7 separate regions of the Mus musculus genome follow, and all the other regions are linked to region 6. Evidence: chromatin loops called from intact Hi-C (ENCODE). Cell type or tissue: heart. All regions are shown on one strand.

Region 1 (4,000 bases), 180 kb after region 6:
ACCAAGTGCTAGGTGAAGCTCTCGGCATGCCGCAGGAGCTCAGAAATAGTGTTGATCACTAAAGTCACACCACCTTCTTAGAGACCTGAACTTTCAACTTTAGCCTAGAAAGAGTGGTCATAATAATTCACTCTTCTTGACAAACGCTGTTTGGACATTTCTGTTCTCAGCTGTGCCTGGCCAAAATAAACCTAATCCAATCTGGCCCAGTTACTGCTTGGCACCATTTTGAACACTAGTCTCATCAGTTGTTATTTTCAGTCTCTGGTTTTCCCAAACAGGCCATTTTTAGAGAGTAGTGAGTTTAAACCTAAGCTGCCAATAAAATAGATTTATCTTGAAAACAGCAGGGCCCTTCTGAAGGAATGTCAATATAAATACACACAGGGTCCAGGGATTCTCTGCAAGTATTGTCACTGGCCTGGGTATGTGCTCAACTATGAACTCTCGAAATTCTATTTTGGGGGGTTCGTGTCTATATATATTTTACCAACCCAGCCATCCACTAGGTTTGGATGTCCTTTCAGAGTGAACTTGATCCTGTTTCACTTTTGGTCTCCCTCCAGAGGAGCGAATGCGCTGGCATAGCTCTGCCATTTGTCAGCCAGAAGTCTGGCTCCACATTTGCTCGTCAATCTAAAGCTAACCTATTCTCATCCGCGCGCTTGCGCGCGCTTGGGGGTTTGTGTAAATCAGCCAGGCGCTCTGTCACTCAGCAGCAGTATCTTTGCCTAGCGGTGTACACCCACATGCCTTTATGAAATGCCTCATTATGCCGGTGGAAGAAATAGTCCCATGAATGTGCTTTTTCAGGGATGGTGACAACAGAATGTTTTAAGTCTATTCACTACCACAAGGATCAATGGCACTTCTGCCAAAGACTTTGCTCACGGGTACAGTAACGCATGTCAGCACTTTCTGAGATTAGAGGGTCTCCCGTGCGAGGTAAGTGGACCAAGTTTTCTGCATGGCTAACAAATGCAACCCCCAGTTTCAGAGCTGAGTGTTTCCTATCTGGCCACGGATCATTACAGACCAACTCTGCTTTGGGGATCCATAATGGCATTTCAACTTTCTCAGCACTTGGGAACCCACAAGTGTGACCCCCAGGTTTATAAAAGAGCCCCCCTTCTTAGTGCAGTGTGCTTTATTCTCTCTTCCTACACTCAGACCCACACGTGCTATAATCAGCTGCTTCAAGAAATGTGTAGTAGTCAAAGGACAGTAGTTCATATATTTATATTCTCTTGATGTTTGGTAATATGTTTGGTATCATGCTTTAATCGTGAATTAGGTGGTCTTTTTAAAAATATTTTAAGATACTTGCTTCCATTTGAAGTGACTGTGATTCTCTTTTAAATGGGTGGTGAGACTAGACTTCATTGGTTCTTTCTGGCATTCCCAAAAGGCACAAAATGACTGATCAACTGAGAATATATATATATACACATATATATACACACGAATATATATACACACACGTATATATATACACACACATGCATATATATGTGTATGTGTGTATGTTTATATGTAGGTATATATGTGTGTGTTTATATGCATGTATATATATATACATACATATATGTGTGTACATATGTATGTATGTATGTGTGTATATATGTATGTGTGTATATATATATATATATATATATATATATATATATATATATATGTTTGTATTGACATGCCAATGTGACCAGTTAACTTTAGTGTCTCCTGGTTATACAGTGGTATTTTAATGTCCAGATAATACAGGAAAATCATGGGGGAAGAGGAGATGGGAAGACTGTCACTCCTAGCTTCTACAGAGAGCATGTTTTATTTCTGTGAGTGGAAAGCCTAATGTCATTACCATTCACTGTGAGAACTCTAAGTAAGACCAATACTGCATTTTTAAAAAATTCAATATCTGTGAAAGGTTATTCATCTAAGAAATGTACCCCCTAAAATTAAGGACTCGCAGACATAACTATATTGTATTGGCCCTCAAAGTGTCTAAAATGGGCAGGATATAGATTCTGTTTAGAGAGCAATAGCTTTTTCCTCACTGTTGTGGATTTTGGACAGCTACAGCAGATCATAGGAATTTAATACTGAATTCCAACCATGAAGTCACTTGGTCACACTACAAGCATTAGCGTCTGCTTAAGTAAAATTGTGTGTGTCATAGTGAAATACAAATCCTAGCTTCCCAGAGCAGTTCCTTCCAGGGTAGCCTTTTCTCTCTGACTTCTGCCCTCTAGTGTTCGCAGCATGAAGTGCAGTCTCAAAAGTTTAAATTTGAAATATAATGATATTTTTGCGATGTCTCAGTATTTTCCCCAGACACCATACGTTAAAGCAAACTTACAGCTAGATGTGCTGACTGGGGCATCGTGTGATGTCAGGGATTTTTCATCTGAGGTTTCAAACCCATCTTCAGGCTCCTAAAGAGCCATTGACTTTGTGTCTAGTTCTTAAGGGTTAAACCCCTCTTCTGCTTTGAATCCTTGCATCTGAATTTGCTTCTACTGTGGTATGCAGAAAGGTAAATAATGCTAATAACTAAGGCATGCAATCAGGAATTACTATAACACGTTCCCCAAGAGGTGGGGGGGGGGGGCATACATTTTGATTACGTAAGAGGTTCAAGGTTTTTAAATTTGACTCTAGAAAAAAAGTGACTGATTTCTTAAAGTTCTTCCAGAAAGCTGGTGCATGTTGACAGTCACAGAACCTCTGAGTCAAACTCAGGGTCTCACTGTGCTTTGACTACACTATTTTTCTTTACTGAAAACAAATTAGGCTTCCAAAGCTGTCTGTAGCTATTACTGCTACCAGGAAAACCGGCCCCAGCTGCTTGTGAGTGCTAACAATAGACCAAGGTCATCCGGGGACCTACCCGGACTGCTCACATGGACAGTACCCACACCTAGCCACAGTGCCTAGTTAGCTCTGCCAAGCTGGCTAGACCAGCCAGGCCAGGCAAGACTGCTATTTTCAGTCGGAGTTCCTAAGAGAAAGCCCTTGACTGCCCTTCAGGCTGCTGGCATTTAATTTTCTACTCAGTCATTCTGAACTACTTTCTGTCCTACGCGCGACGACCTCTCTGGCTCACTTTGTCCTACCTTTTAGGGGACCCCTAAGGCAGGTTCACAGGTATGTCATACTGTGACATTAAAATGAATCTTTTGTGGAACAGGAAAAAAAAAAAAGCTCACCCACTCACGGTTCTGTGTCATCAAATTGCTTCACCGATTGCCTGCACAGGACACCTCAGGCTGTTTCAGACTCCCTTACCCTCTTGTCGTCCTAGCCTCCAGCCACAGCCAGGCCAGGTCTTATCCATGCAGATTGGCCAACATCTGCTGGAGTCTTCTCTTCTCCTCTCCCATGGTCATGTAACTACAGGTCATCTTTTCTCCATGCCTCCAACCTACCACCATCTTAGGAGCTGATCTGGAATTATAACCCTGGTCTACCGGTTTGGGCCTGTTTATCCCACTGACTTGGGGAGCTAAAAGACTAACTGGGAATGTCTTGGGGAGTAAGGAGTTAAGTCAAAAGGTGGAAGGAGCAAGGAAGGGGATGGTGTCTGCTGCCTTGTGAGTACAGCCCAATGCTGCAAGACTTGGAAACCAAGGGGATATTAACACAGAGACGGCATGCTACAGGTGGTAGTGTGTGTACACCTCTAATCCCAACTCTCAGAGGGCAGAGATAAGGAGATAGATCTCTGTGAGTTCAAGGGTAACCTGGTCTATAGAACAAGTTCCAAGACATCTAGGGTACACAAAGAAACCCTGTCTGGAAAAAGCAAACAACAACAACCACAAAACCAAAACAAAAAACAAAACAAACAAACAAAAACCAGAGACAGCCACCGCATACACCTCACACCTCACACATGCTACGCCTCCAGACTTGCTCATTTAATGACCGTACACTTGGATCATCTGTAAATTCCCAGTGTCCATGAAGGGTGAACCTGGAAAAGTCAGCTTCCAGCCCTGTAACT
Region 2 (4,000 bases), 500 kb before region 6:
TATGAATTTCATAGCGGCCAATGATGCTGAACTTATCCGTTACCATTTGTATTTCCCATTTGCAAAAGCATCTACTCTAAGTCTTTGCCCCCTTTAAAATGGAAATATTTTGTGTAAAAAAATCACATGTATTTATGGATTATGTGTTTGTGGGTTGGTGGGTGCGCATGCCACAGTGGGTGAGTGAGGCACTCTAAGGACGGTTTGCAGGAATTAATTCTCAAGGATCAATTTGCATCCTGAGGACTGAACTCTGGTTGTCTGTCAGTTAGGCTGGTGACAAGTACCCCTGCCCACAGACTGTCTCACTGGTCTAGGCTGGTTTCATACTATTGGGGTTTGAAAATTCTTCATGTTTTCTGGATATGAGCCTGATATGCATTTTATAGATATTTTCCCCCAAGACGTTCTATTCTGATTCCAGTGCCTTTCCTAAAGTGACATTTTAAAATCCCCCGCAGTCTTGGGATTGATGTTGACTATGCAGATGCTGTCTGATGCTCCATCTCAGACTCTTGATCATCTCATCCCCATAATATATAATATAATGTATGGGCTGTGGCTGTGGTTTGGGGTCCCTTCCAGATTAATTCTCTAGCAGATTAAAAGAAAACAGACAACCTAAGTGATTTACTTTTAAAACCCATGCAAGAGGGATGGCTCAGCAGGGTGTTCTGACCTTGCTGAGGAGAGGACCTGAGTTCAGTTCATAGCACCCACTATGACAGCTCATGACTACTATATATAACTCCACCTCGTGTGTACTCTTCTGGTCCTTGCACACTCTACTCACGCGAAATACCTTCCCATAGAAAAATACTTAAAAAAAAAAGGTCTTTAAAAAAATCAGTGCAACGTGTGATATATTTATTAGGTATTTTTATCCACAAGTAGTTCTGAGTCGGGCTTAGGAAGGCAGACTCTGCCTCTTATCAGCTAGCTTTGCATCACCTATTATGGGATGCTAGAGCACCACCACTGGAAGGCTCTTAGAGGCCAGGTGGTAAACGCAGGCCATGGATCAGCAGCATCAGCATTACCTAGGAGTCTGTAAGAATTTCAAAGCCTGGACCTTACCTTACCCCAGGTTAGAATTTGCATCTTAATGAGATCCCCAGGTGCACATTAAAGTTTCTGAAACACAGCTGTTCAGTTGGTCTGGTTTTCCTTCAGATTTTCAAACAAAAGAAACCGCAGTCCAGAGAGAGCAAGGACAAGAGCCGGGAAGAGAATCTGACCTTTTTATTTTATGGCTTGTGTGTAGGACCATGCACCACCCACCTCCAGCATCCCGATGACAGCCGCAGCCCAGACTACCCCCATCTCAGCTCTGTGAGAGCTTCGGCATTCTTCATCAGGAAGAGAATAGTCTTTCTGAGTCTTCCTCCAGAAACTCCTCCCTCCCTTCTTATTCCCAGTATCCTCTAAGGATACTCAGCTTTCAAAATGCAGACTTCCAAATTTTCGTAATAAAATGAACTAAAAACTCTTTGGGGAGGAAAGTGATTTTCCCGTTGCATTTGTTTACTCTCGGTGAGCTCCTGAGACGGCTAACACACTAGTTGTTAATCACACCATCTGTTCAAACGGCACTGTGGAACCATTACATTCATCCTTTCTTCTTTTTACGGAAAAAAAAATTTCAGAACACTATGTTTGCGTCTGTTTTGCTCCATCACCTGGCAGTGTAGTGTAAGCTAGTTAATCTTTCCAGTTGAAAATAACTTTCAATTGGCAAATACGTATTTTTAATGTTCATATATCACATACACAGACTCCTCCCCCCCCCAAAATGTGTCCTTTGACATTCCAAACATGGAAAACGCTAAAAGAAAAAGAAAATCTGTTACAGACTGTATGCTTGTCAAAGTTTTAAGCATTTGATTATATTTAAATGAAGCATTCAGGACGATGATTTGTCTGACTGACCCGGAAAATATTTTCCCCGTTGGCCCTGAAGATGGCAGTGCTGTGCAGTTTAGAACAGCTCTTCGTTTCCCCCCCCCCCCCCCACCCCCCCGCCTCACCTCCCCCCCTAAGGAATTTCTGGAATGGCAGAAAGTGGGGGAGGATCCACCAGATCTGAACCTTCTAACACTTAGCACAAACCTCTCCTGAACCCTGGGACAATCTGGTTTGTCTTTCAGTCTCTTTGTTTTTGTTTAAGACTGTACCTTATTCGTTTCCTGTTTCCAGTCGCAATAGAAATGGGACTAGTTGAACGATTATTCCCATGTCGCGGGTAGCCAAGGAAGCGACTATAGCTTACCGAGAAGCTGGTTTGCAACAGCCTGCCTTTTTTTTTTTTTTTTCTTTAATTCTAACAAAGGCTTTACCCAAGATAAACTGAATACTAGAGGTTTTGAGAGCCCACTGGGACCACATCTCTGGCAGCCTCCCTCCGTCTCCTAACTCGGGACGCCTGTTGTATCACATTCTTTACATTTTATTAGCAGGGACTAGAAGAGTCGGTTTGGGGCAGCATATACCAAAGGCGGTCTCTTGACCCTGTCATTGTGAGGTGTTGGCGGGGAGAGAGAGGGAAGAGGCGTGTATATGCCTAACTTTGGGGACTCTTAAAATAGGGTTGTTTAACTAGCCAGAAAAGACTTATTGAAAACAAGCACACGAGGGCTCTTATGTGACATTCTGTCACCAATAAACCAGTAGTGCTTATGTCCTCTGAGCCAACTTCCCCCACCCCCACCGTGGCAAATGCCTCAGCAGTATCTAATTTAACCTTCACCACCACTGTCTGAGGCAGACACAACATCCCTTTGCTGGAGGTTTTTGCCTTTATACGTGGAAACTAAGGTCATGAGACTAGATAAAATTGTTGGGCTTTACATTTTGAACTCTAGAATATGCTGAAGCATTCATCGCCTTGAATTTTGGTTCAATGGAGAGATAACAAAATATTAAGCCCTTATCAATGAAGCATATTTGGTACCCACTTAATGATAAAGAAAAGGAGAGGCCAAGGCTCTAGTACGTCATTCTACCAAGGGCTACACAATTGCAGAGAAGCCAAGCCCCCAGGAAACATACCATTTGTTTTGAAAAAAAAAGGGGGGGGGTGGTTCTAGATAGAAGACTGTATGATGTTAGGCATCTTAATCTAGTGCAACATCTTTAAAGATGAGGGCAACTTAAGAATCGTTCCCTATCTTTTTTCAAAATTTCCACTTGGAGTTTTCAAAGTCAAAGTTTCCCCTCCCCCATCCATCTTGTACTACAAAACAACCATCTCTCTCCCCTTGTGGCGCCTCTCCTACCCCCCCTTCCCCACTTCTCTCCTCTCTCCTCCTCTTCTTCTTCTCTCTCTCCCCCCTTCTTTCCCCTTCCCTTCTCCCTCTCTCTGGCTAAGAGTGCAAAGCAGCTGGGGTGGAAGGTGAAAGATAAAAGCACAAGGATAATCTATCTGTTAGTATTTCAAAATTGTTACTGCGACCAGAAAGAAGGCAGTGTTTACCCTTCTCCCCCAAATGCCTTGGGCGGAGATCACGTCCTACAGAGATTAGACTAATTGGAGGCTGCTGAGGATAACTGGAGAAGCCCCAATCTAAGTCCTCTCAGTGGGAAATGGCTCCTTTGTTAAGGATCTAAGTTCACTTAAACTTCTTCTTAGAAGTTTGTTTTGAATAAAGATTAGATCAATCTGGGCATTTATGACCTCAAAATGAAATTTCTTCTTGGCAAGTATGCCATGGTTTACCAGATACTTGCTGGGAATGTCGTTTCTTTTCTTTTAAGTCCTTCCTTCAGAGTCTATCTTAAATCAACCTTGTATTTCCAGATCTCCTCTTGATCATTCCAGCCAGTGTTGCTCACCGCCCCTTCCCATTATCTACAGACCTTCCATTTTAGCAATTGGTTCACTTTCAGTTTAGAGACCTCTTTAATACTGCTAAGTTTTATTTCCTCTTCCAAGTCAATACAGTGTAGAGTTTGCGTTTGTTTTTTTAATTTTTTAATTTTTTTTTTATTTTTATCTTTGTGT
Region 3 (4,000 bases), 57 kb before region 6:
TGTCTTTCAAACCTAGACTGAGTTCTTTCTCAACTTATTTCTCTTCAGTCAGTCACCTTCAAAACCATTATTACTAGTCTCTCTGGGTTCCCCAATACGGGGCGTTATCGAGTTCTTTACTTAAAAACCGAAGCGTTCTCCTATGGAACCAATCTGAGGAACATTTTCATCTCACCTAGTTAGACACTGGACCACTCTAACCTGCAGGTTGGCATTAATCTCCATAGTGCCCCGCATGTGACGGAAACTAAGTAAATCTAATTTCCTCCTCGTGAGATTTTATATCGATGAATGAGCATGAGCTGCCTCCTGACATGTTCAAATTGTGTTCACATGAACTGTATCTGTTGTTTTTTTTAAACTGTATGACCTAGAAACTTGCCTAAATCATATAAAAATGTTTTATTATTTTAAAAGCCTGTCTTAAAATATAATCATATAAAGCTCTGACTACTGAAGGAAATCATGCATCCCTGTTTGGTTGGATTTACCTTGTACTGAGAAATGACTCAAAAATCAAAACAAAACAAAACAACAACAATAAAAAAGAAGACGAAACAAAGCAACAGAGCTATGTTCAATAAATGTTTTTCTCCTTGTCTTTTATCAGCCGGGCAAGACACCAACTTAGGGACATTTTCTTCCCCATCTTATTGTACATTTTGTATTGTCTCTTTTTGAGCTAGAATATAAAAGTCTTCTGCAGGCAACTTCAGGGACCAATTAACTCCATTAAATTATATCCAGTTATGTAGTGAACTGAGCCGCTGCTCGTCTGGGGCTGTCTAGAGCTGAGACAATTAGGAGATGGAGAGAAGCAGAGCGGGAGGTTGATTCTATGTGTCACCGAAGCACACTGCAACAATATGCCAGCCTGACTTTCAAAATGGCCTTAAAATATTCCAAACTCAGGGAGTTTCCTTGCTCCAGAGTGGGAGTTGACAGACTGTCTGGCAGCATTAGAAAAGGCAGGGAGAAGCTGATGTCTATATTGTGTCCTCTAATAACATTCTTCTCTTTTTGGCATCTTTCCCTTAGAAGGACCCGCCAGTTTGTGTGTGTGTGTGTGTGTGTGTGTGTGTGTGTATGTGTGTCTACGCAAAGAGCATGGTTTCACATCTGGGAAAACCAAACCGAAGGACACTAACCTTCCCAAGGTCACTTAGAAAATTAGTGCTGTGACCTGGTGTGTGGGTGGAACAGAACCCAGGTGTCCTGGCTCCAGCTTTGTGGTTGGACATTAAAGCATTTTCCTTTGTGGGGAGAAAAAAAAATCACCGGTCCGGGAATTTGGGGGAAGTGAGAGATTAATCAGATTTCCTCTTTCCCTCTTTCCCTCCCTCCCCCACTTGCGAAGATTAAAAACTCGGGAAAGCTAGAGGTGCCTTCTCGGCAGTTCTTAAGCAGGGTCTACCAAACCTTCTCCCACCCTGGACACAAAGCGATCGCCGCTCCTAGAGATTCTGTGCGTTCTCTTGAGAGCCTAGGAGGTGAGGAGTGGTGGAAAGTCAGCCCTCACCTCCAGCGGGTCCCGGGCTCGGCGGCGCCCAAGCCCCGCCCCCGGCCGCCCTTCCCCCGCGGCCTCGGCAGCCAGCCCCTCTCCCCTCTCGCTATCGGGCGCACCCACCCCAGATGCCGCCTGGCACCGAGCGCAGCCGCCGCTGCCGCCGTACTTTCCACTTGTATTGATCACTCCTAGCTGGGCTCAGCCTGCTCCCGGAGCGCTGCGCGGCCAGAGCGCCAGCCCTTGGCAGCTCGGGTACAGTCGGGCTCCCAGAGGAAACTCCTTGGGAGCGCCCTGTCCGGGGTGTCCTCTGCGCTCTGCAGTGTCTTTCTGTCTGCCTGGAAGGAGGAGGAGGAGGAGAAGGAGGAGGAGGAAGAGCAGAAGGAGGAGGAGGAGGTGGAGGAGGAGGACGTCGTCTGGTCCCGGTTGGGAGGTGGAGCAGTGGCAGCAGCAGCCGCCGAGGCAGCCGCCGCCGCCGCCTCCGGAAAGGGAGAGGCAGGAGAGATCGGGACTTGGAAAACCCAAAGTGTCGGCGACCCTGCAAGGCAGGCTTCCTTCCAGCTTCATGGGCAAAGTGTGGAAACAACAGATGTACCCTCAGTACGCCACCTATTACTACCCCCAGTATCTGCAAGCCAAGGTAAGGAGGCTCGGGGAACGGTCGCCAAAGGAAGGGACCCCGGAGGCGCGCGCCGGGCTGGGCTGGGGAGGGGCGCACGGCGACCCTGCCGCCTCCGGGCGCAAGTGCTGGGGTTGCTAACTATAGCGCTGGCCTGGGCAGAGCCGGGCTGCGCGCGGGGCGGCGGCTTCCCGGGGAGCCGATCGCGGCGATCGGGTTACAGAGAGTAGCGGGGGGCGGGGGGGGGGGAGCGACTAGACAGGAAAGGACAGCCAGCCCCTTCCTGGCCAACGAGGAGGGAAGGGTCTCGCGGCCCTGCGGCTCCCTCTCGTCCAGTCGGGGCTGGCGGCCGGCCGACGCTTGGGGCTCTCGGCAGGACCTGCTGGGGGCGTGTGTTTCAGACCTCTCCAGGGCCTCGCCCTGCGGGCAGTAACTGTGGGGGTCCCCTGAGTGGCGCGCAGCCCCCCGCCCCGCCCCGCCCCGCCCCGCCCCGCAGGACTACCCTCCAGCTCCCGCGCGCGCGACGAATGTGGCCGGAGGGGGCCGGGACCGTCTCCTCCCCGCCTCGGGCCCTGTGAGCCCGCCCCTTGCCTCTGATCTTTGTGCGGTGTGGCACTTCACCTGGTTACTGATTTCCACTTTTACGCTGGTGTTTTGGGTAGAGAAGTGGCCAAAGTTCACTCTGCATTCATTGATGTCCCCTTTAATCTTCTCTGTAGCGTTTACATGGGAGGGACAATGGGCAAATTTTGATACATAGACAGAAGTGACTTTGTATGTACTTTTCTCTTTTGTTTTTAAACTGCCTTAGGTGTTCCCAATTCTGCTCAAAAGTGGCACAGCCTTGGGTAAGGACCACTGATGACATGTAGGCAGGTAAATTGTGGCTGGCTTTCCAAGGACCCTGGGTACATTGTTAATGGGCCTATGCTAATTTTACCACAGTTTGATGTCTCCTAAACTAATTTTAAAAATTATTAGGGTTCACGGAAAGTGCATCTTACCTCCCTAGAATAATCTGCCACAGTTAGGGAAAGCAGAAGGCGCTGGTGGGTGCAGCGGCCTCCTTCAGCTGTTAACACCTTAGCATGTCCTTCTAGATCACAAAAGAATCAGGTATGGATGTAGTGTTTGAACTTTGTTTAGGGGATTGCTTGCTGGCAGACGGACACTGCTGACCTGGTACTAAGAATCTGTGCTTCAACCTTGAAAGCTTTTCTTCCTCTCAATGTGTGTGGTCCATGTTGCTCTGTACCTACAACACAGCCCAGTGTTTGTCCATGTAAAAAGGACTTGTCAGCAGAGGCCAGAAATTTCCCAGCACCCAAAGGCCTCCTTACTGCTCTCCTGATTCCCACTTACCTTCTGTTACCAGGGATCTGGAAGGTGCTAGCAACTGCAAGAGCGCCTTGTTCGGCTCCATGTGGTTGGCAGGCCATTGTTTTAGGAACTTGAGGGTGATATTCTCTCTCTCAATCTCTCTCTCTCTCTCTCTCTCTCTTTCTCTCTCTCCCTCTCCTTCTCCCTCTCTCTCTCTTCCTCTCTCCCTCTCTCTTACACACACACACACACACACACACACACACACACACACACACCGCGTGTGTGTGTTGTTCGAAGAAATTTTGTAACGTAATCAATGTGTTACCGTTTAGATGTGTTATATATTTGATGCACTCATGTAAATTATGCAGCATTGGGTGCCTGAAGGACAAGCCTATTCAACACTTAACTCCATGAATAATAAACACGCACATTCAGGTGAAAAACAGGAAGAAAAAGGGGGGGTCGTGTTTCTATGAAACATTTACCTTAGTAATTTTTATGTACCGTTAGTAAGTTAGAAACCAACTACGTAGCATTTAATATAGCTCATG
Region 4 (4,000 bases), 270 kb before region 6:
TTTTTTTTTTGCTTTCCTGTATCTATTTGCACAAACTTAAACACCTTAGCTCAAAGCATCTTTAATTGCTGATTCTTAGTGATTTGCACTTCTCCTTTACTCTTGCTTCCAGTTACCCTGACCACATCGAAGCCTTGTCACCTTGGTGAATTGTACCATGAACACTGAAGAGCCTCAACCAGAGTAGCTCTCAGGTCCTATTACATCACTACTGTTTAGTTTCCTGAACTCCTGTTCTCCTCTTCCAGACCATCAGTGATGGGGGTGGGGATGATAGTTATTGTCCTAGAAGGAGACCCATGTGAGAACTACTGTGATAAAAATGCTGTAGTTGGTGGCCAAGGGTGACTTTCTGTAGTGGAACCCTGTGGGAAGCCGCCCTCACATTCGCCGTTGCAAGATGGCGCTGACATCCTGTGTTCTAAGTGGTAAACAAATAATCTGCGCATGTGCCAAGGGTAGTTCTCCACTCCATGTGCTCTGCCTTCCCCGTGACGACAACTCGGCCGATGGGCTGCAGCCAATCAGGGAGTGACACATCCTAGGCGGAGGATAATTCTCCTTAAAAGGGACGGGGTTTCGCCATTCTCTCTCTTGCTCTTGCTCTCTTGCGCTGTGGCTCCTAAAGATGTAAGCAATAGAGTTCTTGCTCTTGCTCTCTTGCTCTCTGGCTCCTGAAGATGTAAGCAATAAAGCTTTGCCGCAGAAGATTCCGGTTTGTTGCGTTCTTCCTGACCGGTCGCGAGAACGCGTGTAAGAGAACCCCCTATTTTGGGGGTTGGGGGTGGGAGGAGAAAGCATCTACTCTCTGAAATGAACAGAACTGAAGCAAAGCAAAATGCTTGGTCATCGGTTAAGAAGCCCCTCTTTTTATTGCTGAAGGCCTTGCCAGTGTGATTGTTCTAGAAAGTCACCTCCAATGAAATACTCAGCCCTGTCCTGACACCCAAAACATGTCCTGTGTATTAAATCTGCCCCGTTTCCCCTCATTCTTTACTTGACATTCCTCTGAACTTCAGTGTCTTCTTCTTCCTGTGTGAGAGTCATGCTGGCCCCTGGAATAACATGTCCCTTTAGCAATTCCAATGTCCCTGTGTTTTCATCTTCTTGTAGAAACTGGGTGTGCAACTTCCTTGTGCCCGATTGCTAGACAGCTGATACTTATCAGCAATGAAAACCTGTCCTAATGTGATAAATATCATTTTCAACTCCTTGGCAGTAGGTTACACACAAGGAAGTGCAAAGAAAACTGTGGAAGAGCAGAGAGCACATGGAGATAACAGTGTGGAGAGAGAGAGAGAAAGAGAGAGAGAGAGAGACAGAGAGAGAGAGAGACAGAGAGAGAGAGAGACAGAGAGACAGAGAGAAAGAGAGACAGAGAGAGACAGAGAGAGAGACAGAGAGAGAGACACAGAGACAGAGACACAGAGACAGAGAGAGACAGAGAGCGAGACAGAGAGAGGAGAGATGGAAGAGAGACATAAAATGAGACTTTCTTAGACATTGACAATGTTTAACACACATGTGCACACACACAAACACACACACACACCATTTGTTAAACTTCATACTAAAAGATTAGGCATTTCATTGATCTTTGCAATACTTAAAAGCCAAGATTAAACAGCCCTAATTTAAAGGACTTCTCAGTATTGCACTTCTGTCCATGTCCATAATCTTCCTTGTACAGGGACTCTGAGTTCTGGGCCATCATCATTGGGAGGGTGTCTTGGTTGCGTTCTCTGGTTATCTGCATCTGTATGACCACACTAACTCTAAAAGACATCTGACTTAAGTGATACCCAACTGTTGGTTGCCATTCTGAAAGCACTGAAGGGAATAAAATCAGAGTTGCAGAGCAGGAACCAAGGGTAAGAAGATGCTAGATTTCTTAGCCATTCTCATGGTGTGGTGGAGGAACTTAGACCCTTAGAGACCACCCAGCACTGCACCCCACCCCCACCTCCACCCCCAGGGTAGCAATCTGGAAGTGCAATCCCACACCTCCTCCTAACCCAGGTCTGAACTACCACCCAGGGCAAGGGTCATGGCTTCCCATTCACAGCACATTCTCTGATTTGCAATCTCACCCACAGCCTCCGAGTTGTCATTCAATTCAGAGAAAGCCTTTCAACAAGGCCACAGAGGTCACTGAGATGTCCTGAAGCTCCAGGAAAGGCGGAGTTTCCCATTTCCTGACTTAACATCTGCCATTCAGTTTGAGACTCCCTTTTCTTCCTCTTAGCCTTAAAGAAGCAACATTATTGAATAGCCCAGGGCTAAGGGGAGTGAAAAATCTCATTACTTCTCTTCTCTGCTGTCTTCTCTCAAGATGCAATTCCTAGTCAATATTCATGCAACAAATCATTTTTAATTTGAAAGTCACACTGCACCATAAAAATGTACACAAATCCCAGGAAGCTGGGCAGGGAAATGCTATACTCAGCATATGGTAAATACAAGAACCGCTTCCCCAGTGCAAGAGGAATAAATTATCAATTCATCTTCCCGTGGCTGTCTCATCTGGTTAGAAACGATAGCAAAGCTTTAACTAAATATAAATATTGAAGTTCATTAAACTGCTAAGATTCCATCCAAAACCAAAAGCAAAACAATGGATGGCTGGGATTTCTGTCCCATCTCAGTAAATATGCACGGAGTACAAATTGGCTTAAATTAAACAAAATCATATTTAAACGCTGCTTGGAAGTAGTTTTTTAAAGAAAGTAATTCAAAAGACTTCCATAAAAGTGAAAATGACGTGTAGCTGTCCCTACTTCATTGCTAATAAGAATAAAGCTAATTATTTACTTGCAAATAATTACACAAGCAATTCTTATAAGTCACTTTTCATATATTAAGAAGATTGAATGATATGTTTGTGTATCCAACCCCCCTACACACACACACACACACAACATCAACTCCCACTTGCGGAAGCCAGCCTAAAAATACCCAGCAACAAACTCACATAAAACAGAACCAGTATCTCCCTTTTCCATGGTTGTATGTGCCAATGTGTGTAAGTGTATGTATTTATGCGAATGAAAGTACATATAAACAAGAACTTGATTGGAATTTTTCTTATACTTACGAGTGTACAGTCTGACATTTCAAAAATTAAGTAAATTAATGCTAGGTAAACTAAATAATTTTAGCATACTTCCTATGGGAGATCATTCTAGAATGTAGAAGTTGGATGAGACTTTTGTGAGTCTTGCTTCCTTAAATTTGCCACTGAGCCTAACCAAGACCTAGTAAAGGTCAGAGGTTCCCCCAAACCCTGAATTGTAGGAATCAGGCTTGGTGTAGTGCCTGTACTGTAGCTCTCTAGTTTCCATATTTTAAGTAAAAAGGGAAATTGTAAATATAAAGCCCAATAGAATCCACAGTAAGGAAGCCAGCCAATACACATTCAATGTGCAGCAGTGGTGGACCATTCACTGAGATGAACACAATGCTGAGTAGGCCCCAGAGGCCACAAATCTTAGCTCAAGAACTTACCTGCATGTTGTACTTGACTTTGAATATGGGCACAGAGTACAAGAGCTTAAGGATAGCAGAGAGTCTCAGGTAAGTGGGTCTTAGATTGCTGGTCAATCAAATATCAGACAAGAGAATGCCAAGTTGGTTATTTGCTCCAGGTCTTCATGAAGGCTGTAAAAACCAACCAGCATCCAGCAAGTATCGGTTATACTTAGGGAAGAAAATCTGAAAGATCAGAGGCAGAAAAGTCATTGTGAGTGTCACATATGAAGGATGGAGCAGGCGGTAAGCAGACGAGGAGTCAAGAGGTTGAGAAATGGATGGAGGGAACGGCTTGGGCAGAGACCAGGAATCTTGACCCCATGTGCCCCTGGCTGTCCAGCAAACAGAGCTCCTCAGATCCTGATTTCTTCCTACACCTTTCTTAAAATCAGTGGCCAATGGATACTTGAACGCTCTCCTTATAAAACCGGTTAATCACCTCCATTTTATTGATAGATATAGTATAGATTGA
Region 5 (4,000 bases), 390 kb before region 6:
GAAGTCCATGCACACCTGTGCACACACATACCACTGAGGAGAGAGAGAGAGAGAGAGAGAGAGGGGGGGGGGAAGGGGAAAGGAGAGGGGGAGAGGGGATGGAGTAGGGGAAGGGAAGGAGAGTGGGAGGAGGAGAATGAATGAGAAGTGACCTCCATATTTTATGAGAATCATTATGGGTTGAGCAGGACCAAACCTCCTCTGTGAACTCACCTTTCTGTGTCACAGTCTCTCAGTTCCTCAAGCATCTCTACCTGAAACACCTAAGCTGGTTCTGCCTCTGGAAATCCTCAAACTTAGTGTTTCCTCTGCTCTCAACTGTCTCCTAGGTCCCTCTGCTATTGTTTAGGTTTCAACTCAGTGGTACCTCCATAGTACAGCCTGTCCCAGCCACTGTCGCAAAGAAGTGTCTCTACTCTCCTCCTACTTTGTGGTCTTTTATTTATGTGGCCTTTTCCTTGGCAAAGTCTTCCTGTGTAGGCCTGGGTGGTGTGGAGTTTCCTATGTAGACTAGGCTAACCTCCACCTCACAGAGTTGCACCTGCCTCTGCTTCCTGAACACTGGGGTTAAAGGTGTGCACAGCCACACACACCTTTTGTGTTGGTTTCTCATTGATTTTCTACTTCATTTTCAGAACAGGAAAGGAAGCTCTCTGTAGGTGGGGCTTCTGTGTCATTATGACCTGTTGTATTCTGAGCAGAGCCTGGTCCTTTGTAAGCAATCAATACAGATTTGTGGGACAAATTCAAACGAGACTTTTCACCACCACTGGCTTTGGGCCAGTGATGGAGCAATGGCTTTTAAAAAAAAAGAAATCTGGGCGATTGTGATCTTAACCTTGGAATGGAACATCCAGCCCAGCGATTAATCAAATGTGAGAACAGGAAAGGACGTTTCCTGACATGCTGGAACCAGAACCTGTATTTCTCTTATCTCTTCCTTGAGAAGCTGAGATGTTTCCACTTAAAAGAAGGACTGAAAGGAGCGACAGAGAGATGCAGGGATCTAGAAAGCACTGCGGTACAGGAAGCAGACAGCTCAGCCAAAGGACTTGGGGAGTGGGCGCGGGGGTGTACGTCCATCGGGAAAAGGAGTGGCTGATAAGACAGGTCATTTGAAAACAAAACATCAACAAAAACAACAACAAAACCAAGGTAAACACGTGGAAGGTAGACTATTTAGAAGTGTTGATTTCAGAATCACAAAATGTGATTGAAAATGCATTGTGTGGAGAAAATGGGTTGCTGGGGTGAAATCTCCGCTTAGCATAAGAAGAAGTTAATGTCTAAAATCAACAGTTAGGGACTAGCAGTTTATGTCTATAATTTGAAAATAGAAAGGTCGGCTTGCGTAACTCCTGTGAACTAGCTGAGAGAATTATGGACAGTGAGCTCTGGTGGGTTGAGCCATAGAGTGGAGAGAATGGAGTTAGGCAGTTGGCTAGTTTTCTTCTCAGTCTTTCAGGGTCGTCCTGCCATATGACTGGTGAAAAGCCATTGGGCTTTCGCTGTCTCCATCCTCCCTCCAAATGGAGAAGCTGAATAGCTTTCCGTCTGCCTCACGGATGACACTAGGTCTGTGATAAGCCTTAAAGGTTTAAAAGACAAATGGTATAATGCACTTCACAGTGATGGCTTAGAAATTATATAGTTATACTGGGGGTGGGGACAGGGTAGGAGAGAGAGGGGACAGAGAGGGAGGGAGAGAGAGAGGAAAAAGCACAGTTAAGAGAGCCAGTGAAAAAGATGTGTCTGGGAATTATTGGTAGATTTGGACCACAAGAAGCTTAAATTCTTCTACTAGAATTCCCAATTGGCCTACAGCAGGGATGCTCATGGGAAGATAAAAATTATGCCTGAGGTGGAAGACTTCGGGAAAAGTCTTTTAAATATTAACCAGGCTCTTTGAAGTGAATTTGGAAATATTGAAAACTAACTAACAAAGAACGTACTTTTGAGAGCAGTGGTTTAGACAAGGGTAGAAATGACTTTTATTTTCATAATGGATTCTGAAAGCAAATAGACATTTTTTTAAATAAAATATGAAAAGATGATAGTTTAGTTTTGTGTTTCTGATGGCAGAGAGAAACACAATAAGAAAAATAACCCTACTAAACAACAACTTTCAACTTCCATCAGAGCCAAAGAGGACTTGAAATGTAAACGTTTTGACATTCGTAAAATGAAGCATCTTTTGTTATTTGATATCACCGTAAATAGTACCCCATTCCTAACTCAACAGTTGTTCTTAATACAATACAAAGTTGCTTCATTTTTGCTGTTATTGGGCAACTCGGACAGGGTGATTCAACAAGTCCTTGCTGACTAACTTTACCCACGGGAGTGGATTAAACTGACCTTATTCTCAGTGGGTGAGGAGCCTGTTCCCAAGGCATATAAAAGCAGGCGAGTGTCTGCCAAACCCTACTTCCTTCCTGAGTCATTTTAGATATAAACATCCTTGGCTGCAGCTAGAGAGGGGATGAGAAATGGATTTGAAAGATAAATGGGGCAAGAAGATAAAAAAGAAATTACAGCTGCTATTTTAGTGAGTGGTAAAAAGTGAATATTACCTTACTTTTCTGTTTTATGGTTGAGAAAGAGCAAATAGGAAATGCCTTCTAGATAGGCCGAGGGAGGGTCTCCTGGGGACTGTTACCAGTTATCTTCTGGATAAGGCAGTTCTGGGAAAGGAATGCAGGCCTGGTGCCACAGCCAGTCAAAACAGAATACAACTAAACAAACAAACACAGTGTCTGCATATTGCCAGAGTTTAGGATCCTGGATGTGATGGAAACTTTCTGGCTAACATGTCTCCATTTTGCTCACCTCTCCTCACTCCTGTCCCCCTGTCTGCACGGCAGGAACCAGTCCTCCAGACTCCACCTTTTGATTGCAAGCCCTGGATGTGAGATAGGGCCTTTTCTTCTTTTTCCTGTAAACTGTGGTTTCGTGGAGAATTAGTTCCCTTTGGCTGTGAGGCTCTAATAAAGGGAATTTGAAGCTGTATTGGAGCCTTTCTTCTGGCCTGTGAAAGACAGCTGATTTGAGACCATAAAAACCAAACAAGAATACTGAGAAATCTCAGAGTGGCTGCGTCTGTATCCCTGCGTTTGTATCCTTTCATAGGCTGTTGTGTTTTAGGTTTACCTCATTACCCCACAACCCCCTTTAACTTAAAATGGCTTCAATTAGGTCTCAGATTAGGATGCAAAGCTGCATCCTGCCTGAAGATAGGGTAATGAGAGGGAAGGAGTCAGTGGCCGCTTTTAAGATGCTCTGACACTTGTCAGGGGACATTATATAATGGGAGCCTTGGCTTTCTCTTGTGACTTGCTGCTAGCTGCTGAAAAATAAATGGTTACACCAGGAGACATAAAAAGAAATATTACACACACACACACACACACACACACACACACACACACACACACACACGTAGTTTATATATAGTGTAGATATTCCAAAGAAAACTGTATACTAAGATGCACAATTTGATGAGTTTGAAGGTATTAGGTCACCTATGAACTATCACCAAATTAAAATTAACAAGCATGTCTACCTCTCTCAGAAGACTTCTTGTAGCTTTCACAGTTTCTCCGCTTACCTCCTAACTCACCCCAGTCCCCAGCTAGACAATGAACTGCCTTCATATAAATAAAATTATCTTATTTGTTTTCCCTTACTACTTTTTAAAAAATATTTTATTAGGTATTTTCCTCATTTACATTTCCAATGCTATCCCAAAAGTCCCCCCCCCACTCCCCTACCCACCCACTCCTACTTTTTGGCCCTGTACTGGGGCATATAAAGTTTGCAAGTCCAATGGGCCTCTCTTTGCAGTGATGGCCGACTATGCCATCTTTTGATACATATGCAGCTAGAGTCAAGAGCTCCGGGGTACTGGTTAGTTCATAATGTTGTTCCACCTATAGGGTTGCAGACCCCTTTAGCTCCTTGGGTACTTTCTCTAGCTCCTCCATTGGGGCCCTGTGATCCA
Region 6 (4,000 bases):
ATCCCTTTCCCCCAAACATTTTAGATGTTTTGTTTGAACTTAAGGCAGGTCATTTCTTAGGGTGGGCATGCAGTCTTTAACCGGAATTTCTCTGAAGATTGAAGATACCGAGCAGTTATTGCTGTAGCGCCGTGAGAATTTGCACCTGTCTAAGAGCTTATCATTAAAATGCCACTTCTCTGAGGAGAGCATTCATGATACTTTAGTGACCCAGTGCTAACCCTGAAGTCTGGAAGATGGGATGCCAGGGGAATCCAAAAGTGACATCAGGGGAATGGTTGGTTCGGTGACACACACTAGTGAGAATGTCACTGTTACCTGTTCTAGCAGGCACTTGCAGACAGACACTCTTTGACAAAGCTTTCTCAAGTCTTCCCTTTCAGTCTCTTTCTCCCTGTGTATCACTCACTTTCCTGTTGCTGTTTATGGGGACTGCCGACCTATCAGGCTGGATTCAAGGTTTTCATCTTGGATCTGTTTTTTGGGTTTTGTTTTTTCTGGAGGTAAACCACTTTGTTTGTTATGAAAGTCTGGTCTAGCATTTACTCTCCTAAGTTCACTGTTGTGTTGTTGCCTAGATCAAGAAAACGGCCTTTGAGTTCCAAGAAACTGTCCTCCCAACCATCTTCAATTCCTTTCCAAGAACACTCAGCTAGCAATGGGGGAGATCTCTGTGTCTTTTTCTTGCTGGAGCCGTTTGTCCTTATCCATCATGGGCAATGTCCTAGGTAACTGAGAAGAGGGGAGAGGACCAAAAGGTTCAGGGACTTGCTTTGGTGCCGACGACCATTGGTTTGGGTGAGCTTGAACTCGTCGAGAAAGAAGAGTTGAAAACCTTGTGAATACAAATGAAAAGTAAACAAGAAAGGGGCTTTAAACAGTTGCTTCAAATGTAAAAAAAAATCTACTTTATAATACAGTGAAGGAGCTTGCTGCTAAGCTTAGTCACCTGAGACCAGTCCCTGGGACCCACAGAGTGGGAGTTAAAAAAAAAAAACAAACAAAAACAAAAACAAAACTACTCTCTGAGGCTGGAGAGATGGCTCAGTGGTTAAGAGCACTGACTGCTCTTCTTGAGTTCAAATCCCAGCAACCATATGGTGGTTCACAACTATCTCTAATGAGATCTGACGCCCTCTTATGAAGTGTCTGAAGGCAGCTACAGTGTACTTACATATAATAAATAAATACATCTTAAAAAAAAAAACTCTCTTGCAAGTTGTTCTCTGACCATCTGAGGCATACCATGCACTTCACTCCAACACAAGTAAGTAATAAATTTATTTAAAAATAGAAAAAAAAATCAGACATCATACAAACATGTTTGTATTTTGATTATCTTTTGGTGATTATCTTTTGGTAATTGATTATCATGCTACAGCAAACAAAACAATGAGCTGTTATTTTGCATGATTCCTTAGGTAGGATGGAATTAGCTTGGTGGCTTTTCTGTTCCAGGTGACTTTGGCTATGTCACGGATGCAGGTGGATACAACATAGTGGTCTCACTTCCATGAGCTGTCCATTTGTGGCTAAGAGTCCCTTGGTTCTTTATGTGGTTTGTCATTTTGCAAGACACGGTTCCACGTGGGCTCTAACTAGATAGGAGACTAGTCTAGACTTCCTAACTCTGCTTTACAGCTGAGAGTACTTGGTGATGCTTGTGCCTCTCAGTTAAAGAAAGCTTGAGGGCCTTGATGGAGTTCAGTTGGGAGAGGATCTGCCTAGCCCACGTGAAGCCTTGAGTTTAGTCTCCAGCACCAAACAGTGTCAAAAACCTGGTGTATCAGAAGATGTCTGTTGTCTCAGCTCTCACTTGGAAGGCAGAGGGATCAAAAAAAATCATCCTCACCTACATAGCGAGGTTGGAGCCGGCCTGGGCAATCTGAGACTCTGTCTTGAAAATAAAACAAAGAAAAGCTTGAGAAACTAAAAGACCCCATTCCTAATGATTAAGCAGTTAGAACCAAGTGCAGTTTATAGCAGTTTCAGAGATTTGAGGGGTTTTGTTAAGTTGCATACCTAACTGTCACATACTTACAACGGGTTTTCTCATCTACTCCCATCAAAAACTTATTTTTAACTTATCCCCAGTGAGTAATGAAAAGGAAGTTTACTCTAGCCATACTTAATGTTGCTCCAGATGTTAGCATCGGCTTCCAGGGCGTTTGCTGCAAAGGCAATTCTGAACCCCCTCTAGTGGCAAAAATTTTTTTCTTTTTCTTTCTTTTTTTTTTTTTTTCCCAAAGAGCTTGCTTTGAATTAATAAGATGGCTGACTAACATATAACCTAACATAGTTTCAAAACTATTTCTAGCACAGTGCCCACTATATGTGCCTTAGAAGGTTCTTTGGACTCCTAGGACAAATGCACATCTTCTTAAGCAGCATTCAAAAAAACCAACCAAACAAACAAACAAAACAAAACAAAACAAAACAAAAAAAACGGAGGGTTCCTGTTAACTTTTAAAGTATAAAAACTGCTAACTACTCCTTGTAGTTCATGCTCTTAAATAAAAATGTCTTGACAATTAAAACATTCTTGGGTCTGATTTTTAAAGAAGCTGAATTTTAAATGTTCTCTGAAGATGTTTTTTTTTTTAAATAGATGTCCTTCTTCAGCTAGAGAGCAAAAGGTACTGATTGGATGCAGGGCTTTGCAAAGCCACAGTAGCCAAACTTAAACAAATACAGGTGCCAAATCCTTACACTTTCATCTTTAATAAACACAGTTTGGATTTGGTTTGTTGGAGCCAGTGGAGAGGCAACACTCATAACTATCTTCATCAGTCTGCACAAAAGAGGCCACTCTTGCCAAGGTTGGGAATGGGGACACAGAAGTTAGCTAACGATATTCATTCGCTGACCGCATCACCTGCCCATCGACAGGCAGATCTAGTCCTGCCTTTTCAAATGATATTTTCTATACTGCTACTGGAAAAGATCTTACAAAACAGCATTCCCAATTGTTTGTGGAAGCTGATTCAGCTTCTCCTACATCCCCTGGCATGTTGAGACCTCCCCTCCCCCCTTCCCCCTGTCCTCAACAGTAAGGAAATGCAAGAATCCACAGTGGTTCTGTTGTTTGTTTTTAAATCTCCACCATGTAGAACCTGAGGTTACCCAAATAATTTCCAGAGATTTTTTTTTTTTTTTTTGCTTTTTTGCTTTGTTTGAGAGTACAGATAGACTAAAACAGTGTACTCAATCAAATGTTGGGCTGCTTCCTTCGACTACCTCTTAAGTTCAGCTCTTGTAACCAAGCGCGCATCTCTTGTGGTCTCAATTACATCCGGTGTTGTGAGCTGGTAGCATTTCCTCCATTGAGAACGCCCCATCATTTGCCAAACTACATTTCTATGAATACAGAGAGAAGAAACCTCATGGCACTAAAGAGTGACATTTAAGAAAAAACTGAGCTTAAGTAGAACTTTAATTTTGAAAACAAACAACCCAAACCCCCAACTCATTGTATGTGTTGTAAACAGCTTGGTGAGATGATTATTCAAATATATAGGTGACAAAGGCACATGCTGCCTGCCTCAGAAGAACCCTGCTTGTTTTTTCTCGAATATATATATATCCATATATATATATATATATATATATATATATATATATCATTCATATATATATATATATATCCATTTGTCTAACAGAGACCAGAGATTCCGTCCCTACACTAGTTGTACAGACTTGAAATAATGGAAGTTAATTTGCATTTCTTAAAATGGTCTTCTCATAGACATGTTTCTTGGAACAGTATTCTGTGCACACAGCTGCAGTCAATTGAGTAAAAGTTACTCCCAGACAAGAATGAAATTCAACTTAACGGTTTGAACTTGCCGGGAACACAGCCCTGTAGCGTAAGCAAACCACAGGATTGGGAAACTGGACGCAGGTGCCCTGCTGGGGAGATTTCTTGTAAACAGCACCCAATGGGAACCGTCAAGCAGGGTCAGTGTTTCTAACCAAATGATTTCCTGTTCTAGAACAGTGT
Region 7 (4,000 bases), 70 kb after region 6:
TGTGGCCTGGGAAATGTTCCATTTTGTCCAAATTTTGATTTCGACGACTTAAAAACTGTATTTGAAGTAGGGTATGGTGGTCTGTCCCTGTGAGCTCAGCATTTGGGAGGTAGGGTATACAGCAGCACCCAGAGTTCAAGGTCTGCTGGACGACAGCCAGATTGTCTCAAGCCAAGTAAACAAATAAATACAAACTGTGTGTGTGTGTGTGTGTGTGTGTGTGTGTGTGTGTGGGCGCACAGTTTGTTCCATAGTGTGTCCTGACTTCCTGTAGGAACCCAGGCCAACTGGCTGAGAGATAGCTGTAGCTCTGCTGTCTCCACCTGCCATTTGAGCTGAAGGGCATTCTGTAGTCGATCAAAAGTGTTCCTACCCTGCCAACTTTGCATCTTGTCTTTCTAAACCCATCCACCTCTTTTCTTCCTTTGGTGACACTTTAGTTTGTTTCAAATATACTAAAACATCGTGTTTTACCTCAGCATGGAACTGTATCCATCTTCTGATATGCCAGACTGTTACTAATTAAAAGGGCTGCCCTTGAAATATAACCGCTTTCCCTGATCTTAATCCCCATTGTGTTTTGATTTCCTCTCTCTTTGTTTCCTGTTCTCTGCAAGTTTTCCTGGTTATTTTGAATACATGACAGTTCTTTGAAAGTGAATTAGAAAGGCAAGACAGGCCAACAGAAGTAGACAGAAACAACCAGCCATCATTTGAGACAGAAGAGCTAAGGAAACTCTTTTCCCCCTATAGTGCATAGTGCTTTGTGAGAAAACTTGAAGATGCTCCGGTTAACACGGAAGTGAGGGCGTGGAGTAGCTTCCAGGAATGAGATGACAATGACATTTGGGCGTCAGATAACACAGAGCTTGTCAGGAAGGATAACTGCTGGTGCCCTTCAGGCTCCAAGAAGGGTCCCAGAGGTACGAGAAAGCTGGCTGCTTAAAATACACAGAGGAAGAAGGAAATGAAGGTTTATTGGTACACAGCTGGGTGTTCTGCAGTTTTTGTTACCCACAGCTCCTGGTGTGTGGAGGGAAGGGAGGAGACACTGGTGGGAACGTTTATCTATACCTTGGACCAGAAGCTTAAAGGATTGGAGTAGATTCTTCAGGGAGGACTTAGATCTTGTTGGGGGGGGGGGAGCATAGTCCCTCCATTTTCCCTTTCTCCCATCATTGATCTGTCAGCACACAGGCGGAAGGCTTGCTTGCTTAGAGGAAGAGGGTGTGGCCTCTGAGAGCCGTGGAGGGGATTCCAGGGGCTATGGCTTAGGACAGTAAGGAGTATGACAGGGCAGCTATGGCATAAGACAGTAGGGAATATGGCAAAGTGTGTTCAGGGGCTATGGTGAAGGACCGTAGGAGTATGACAGGGTATGTCCTACCAGTGGGAACGCTGAAATTTTTAAGCCTGAATGAAAATGACTATAAGAGCCTAGCGCTTGATACAGGGAAAGCTTGAGACATGCTGAGCGACCACAGAAAGGCACCAGCTTTTGAGGGCTCCCTCCTGGAACCCAAGCTCCACCACCTCACTGTGTTCCCATGGTGACCATGCTTTCCCCTTGGGATCAACAAATAAGGCCAATAAACCAAAGTGTTCTGAAACCACTGGTTTGGCAGGCACTGATGTTTTTAAAAGTCACTTGAGAAAAGGCCTTTACCATGCGGCTGATTACCAGGGTTTGATCCCTGGAGTCACTACTCCACATGGTGGTAGAAAAGCACCGAGTCCCGAAAGTGATTGTCTGACCTCCGTACATGTGTACACGTGTGACGCACATATACTGGCACATGTGTATTCAGGTATGCATATAAACACACATACATAGAATTAGAAAATTAAAGAAAAAAGTTTAGATGCAGAAGGTTTTAAGTTGCTCTGATTGTCTAAAACAGTGGTTCTCAACCTGTGGGTTGCAACTCCTCAAGGGGGAATGGCGATCACCTAAGATAATTTGTAAACGCAGCTATTATAACTCATAACAACGTTCATAACAGTGGTAAAATTACGATTATGAAGTAGCAACGAAAGTGATTTATGGTTGAAGGGTGTGATGGTTTGTGATGGCCCAGGGAGTGTCACTGTTAGGAGGTGTAGTCATTGTTGGAGTAGGTGTGTCACAGTGGGTGTGGGCTTTGAGACCTTCACTCTAGCTGCCAGGAAAATCAGTATTCTGCTAGCAGCCTGAAGATGAAGATGGAGAACACTCAGCTCCACCTGGACCATGCCTGCCTGGATGCTGCTATGTTCCTTCTTTGTTGATAATGGACTGAACCTCTGAACCAGCCCCAATTAAATGTTGTCCTTTATAAGACTTGCCTTGGTCATGGTGTCTGCTCACAGCAGTAAAACGGTAACTCAGACAGTGTGGTCACTAGAACATGAGGACCTATGTTAAAGGACCGAAGCCTTAGGAAAGATTGAGAACCACGAGTCTAAAGACAGAGGAAGCTAAGGAGACAAAACGGCAACATGGAGTGGTCATACTCTCTCTCTGTATCTCCATCTCCTCTAACTAGAGAATTTCTTTCTTTTTTTTTTTTTTTTTTTTAAAGATTTATTTATTTATTTATTATATGTAAATACACTGTAGCTGTCTTCAGACACACCAGAAGAGGGCGTCAGATCTCGTTACGGATGGTTGTGAGCCACCATGTGGTTGCTGGGATTTGAACTCCGGACCTTTGGAAGAGCAGTTGGGTGCTCTTACCCACTGAGCCATCTCACCAGCCCCTTTTGTTTTGGGTTTTTTTTTTTTTTTCTGGAGCTGAGGACCGAACCCAGGGCCTTGGGCTTGCTAGGCAAGCGCTCTACCACTGAGCTAAATCCCCAACCCCTTAAAGATTTATTTATTTTATGTGTATGAGTACACTGTAGCTATCTTCAGACACACCAGAAGAGGGCGTCAGATCTCATTATAGATGTTTGTGAGCTACCATGTGGTTACTGAGAATTGAACTCAGGACCTCTGGAAGAGCAAGTTAGTGCTCTTGGCCACTGAGCCATCTCTCCAGCCCCAAGAGAGAATTTCTTGAACTCTCTCCCCTGAAACATTTCCCCTCTATCCTCAGAATAAGTGGCTCTTGCTTTATTCCAAAATGAGTAGGTGCTCCAGTCACTGTATTGTAGCATCATTAATAAAAGCCAATGACCCTATTGTCACCATGCATGTCTTAGGGTTTTCAGGCTTTAATGTCACAAGTCTCTGCTGAAAGCCAAATCTCGGATTTTATTTCTTAGATGTCTTTAAGGGGAAGGGAATAAAAGAAATAGAAAATATTAGGAAAATAGTTCTGATTAAATGTGTCCCTTGACAGTTATCTTGAGCCTCACCAGAGAGTTGTGCAGAAGATTTCCAATAAAAAAAAAAAAAGAAAGAAAAGCAAAAGAAAAGAAGGAGAAAAGAATGTAAATCACAAGGGTTTCTGGAGCCGTGCTCATTAGTGTAATAGAAAAGCATGTAATGCGCAACCCATGGGACTCCGCCAAGGCACCCGAGCAGCTTGCCTGCTGGTTTGACTTTATCTCATCATTTTAGGAAGAAATGCCAATGGAGCAAGCCAAAATGTTAAGTTAGGATTGTAACCTAACTCTGTCATCCTGGGCAGTCCTTCTATGAGAGTCCCAGTCGTTGAAGAGCTAAGCAAATGCCATATTTGAGCCGGGGAAAAATAGATAATCGTCCTCATTTTTTTCCTAGTCAAAGCCCAGTTAAGATCTTAGACACAACATTGTACTTCATTGACATTCCCCATTCACGTCTTGGGTCGGCCGTGTTCTTAATCACATCAGATGCTTTTTTGCTGTGGAAGAAATCTGGAAATGTTAAGAAACACTTCTAGAGCATATTAAAGACTTTCAGAACTCACAAAACTAGCTGCAGTATTGGGGGAAGAAAAAGATCCCAGGAAATACAAAGGCATGCTTCCCACCAGAAGCCCATCTCACTTTGACTGTGCCTTTGATTTTATAATTAGAACTGTTTATTTTTAGG

Evidence for each region. Peaks named below come from ENCODE experiments on the same cell type or tissue, not always from the same donor. Only the 100,000 strongest peaks of a DNase experiment are listed, where the experiment ranks them.
Region 1: a loop joins it to region 6, with 2.7 times the contacts of the local background. A loop is called at or near these places in 2 of 42 quality-filtered maps.
Region 2: a loop joins it to region 6, with 8 times the contacts of the local background. A loop is called at or near these places in 14 of 42 quality-filtered maps.
Region 3: it touches region 6 in a loop (3-fold over the local background); 11 of 42 quality-filtered maps call a loop at or near these places.
Region 4: a loop joins it to region 6, with 2.0 times the contacts of the local background. A loop is called at or near these places in 2 of 42 quality-filtered maps.
Region 5: a loop joins it to region 6, with 4 times the contacts of the local background. A loop is called at or near these places in 3 of 42 quality-filtered maps.
Region 7: it touches region 6 in a loop (2.1-fold over the local background); 2 of 42 quality-filtered maps call a loop at or near these places.

Annotation. Positions count from the first base shown.
Region 1 is chr2:60,719,361-60,723,360 of GRCm38, reverse strand. It overlaps a transcript of Itgb6 not described here. Among named protein-coding and RNA genes, the nearest start is that of Gm33436, 29 kb to the right of the region's middle. In heart, a CTCF peak has its summit at 2,243 (motif pointing left); DNase peaks (open chromatin) are centred at 660 and 2,920; H3K27ac peaks cover 1,610 bases.
Region 2 is chr2:61,400,428-61,404,427 of GRCm38, reverse strand. No RefSeq gene overlaps it. Among named protein-coding and RNA genes, the nearest start is that of Gm39834, 32 kb to the right of the region's middle. In heart, a CTCF peak has its summit at 1,929 (motif pointing right); DNase peaks (open chromatin) are centred at 1,237, 2,277 and 2,417; H3K4me3 peaks cover 1,980 bases; H3K27ac peaks cover 2,493 bases.
Region 3 is chr2:60,960,835-60,964,834 of GRCm38, reverse strand. Gm13582 (predicted gene 13582) reads left to right here. Exons shown (of 4, transcript NR_045335.1): 4 at 1-459. It also overlaps a transcript of Rbms1 not described here. Among named protein-coding and RNA genes, the nearest start is that of Gm33647, 6.2 kb to the left of the region's middle. In heart, no CTCF peak of the experiment used is centred here; DNase peaks (open chromatin) are centred at 1,714 and 2,564; H3K4me3 peaks cover 3,431 bases; H3K27ac peaks cover 3,266 bases.
Region 4 is chr2:61,175,086-61,179,085 of GRCm38, reverse strand. No RefSeq gene overlaps it. Among named protein-coding and RNA genes, the nearest start is that of Gm39833, 49 kb to the right of the region's middle. In heart, no CTCF peak of the experiment used is centred here; a DNase peak (open chromatin) is centred at 2,145.
Region 5 is chr2:61,294,152-61,298,151 of GRCm38, reverse strand. No RefSeq gene overlaps it. Among named protein-coding and RNA genes, the nearest start is that of Gm26422, 16 kb to the right of the region's middle. In heart, no CTCF peak of the experiment used is centred here; DNase peaks (open chromatin) are centred at 2,401 and 2,741; H3K27ac peaks cover 899 bases.
Region 6 is chr2:60,903,620-60,907,619 of GRCm38, reverse strand. It overlaps a transcript of Rbms1 not described here. Among named protein-coding and RNA genes, the nearest start is that of Rbms1, 24 kb to the right of the region's middle. In heart, a CTCF peak has its summit at 2,178 (motif pointing left); a DNase peak (open chromatin) is centred at 3,889; H3K27ac peaks cover 734 bases.
Region 7 is chr2:60,834,010-60,838,009 of GRCm38, reverse strand. All of the region lies in intron 2 of Rbms1 (RNA binding motif, single stranded interacting protein 1), which reads left to right. Among named protein-coding and RNA genes, the nearest start is that of Rbms1, 45 kb to the left of the region's middle. In heart, a CTCF peak has its summit at 1,728; DNase peaks (open chromatin) are centred at 219, 1,619 and 3,499.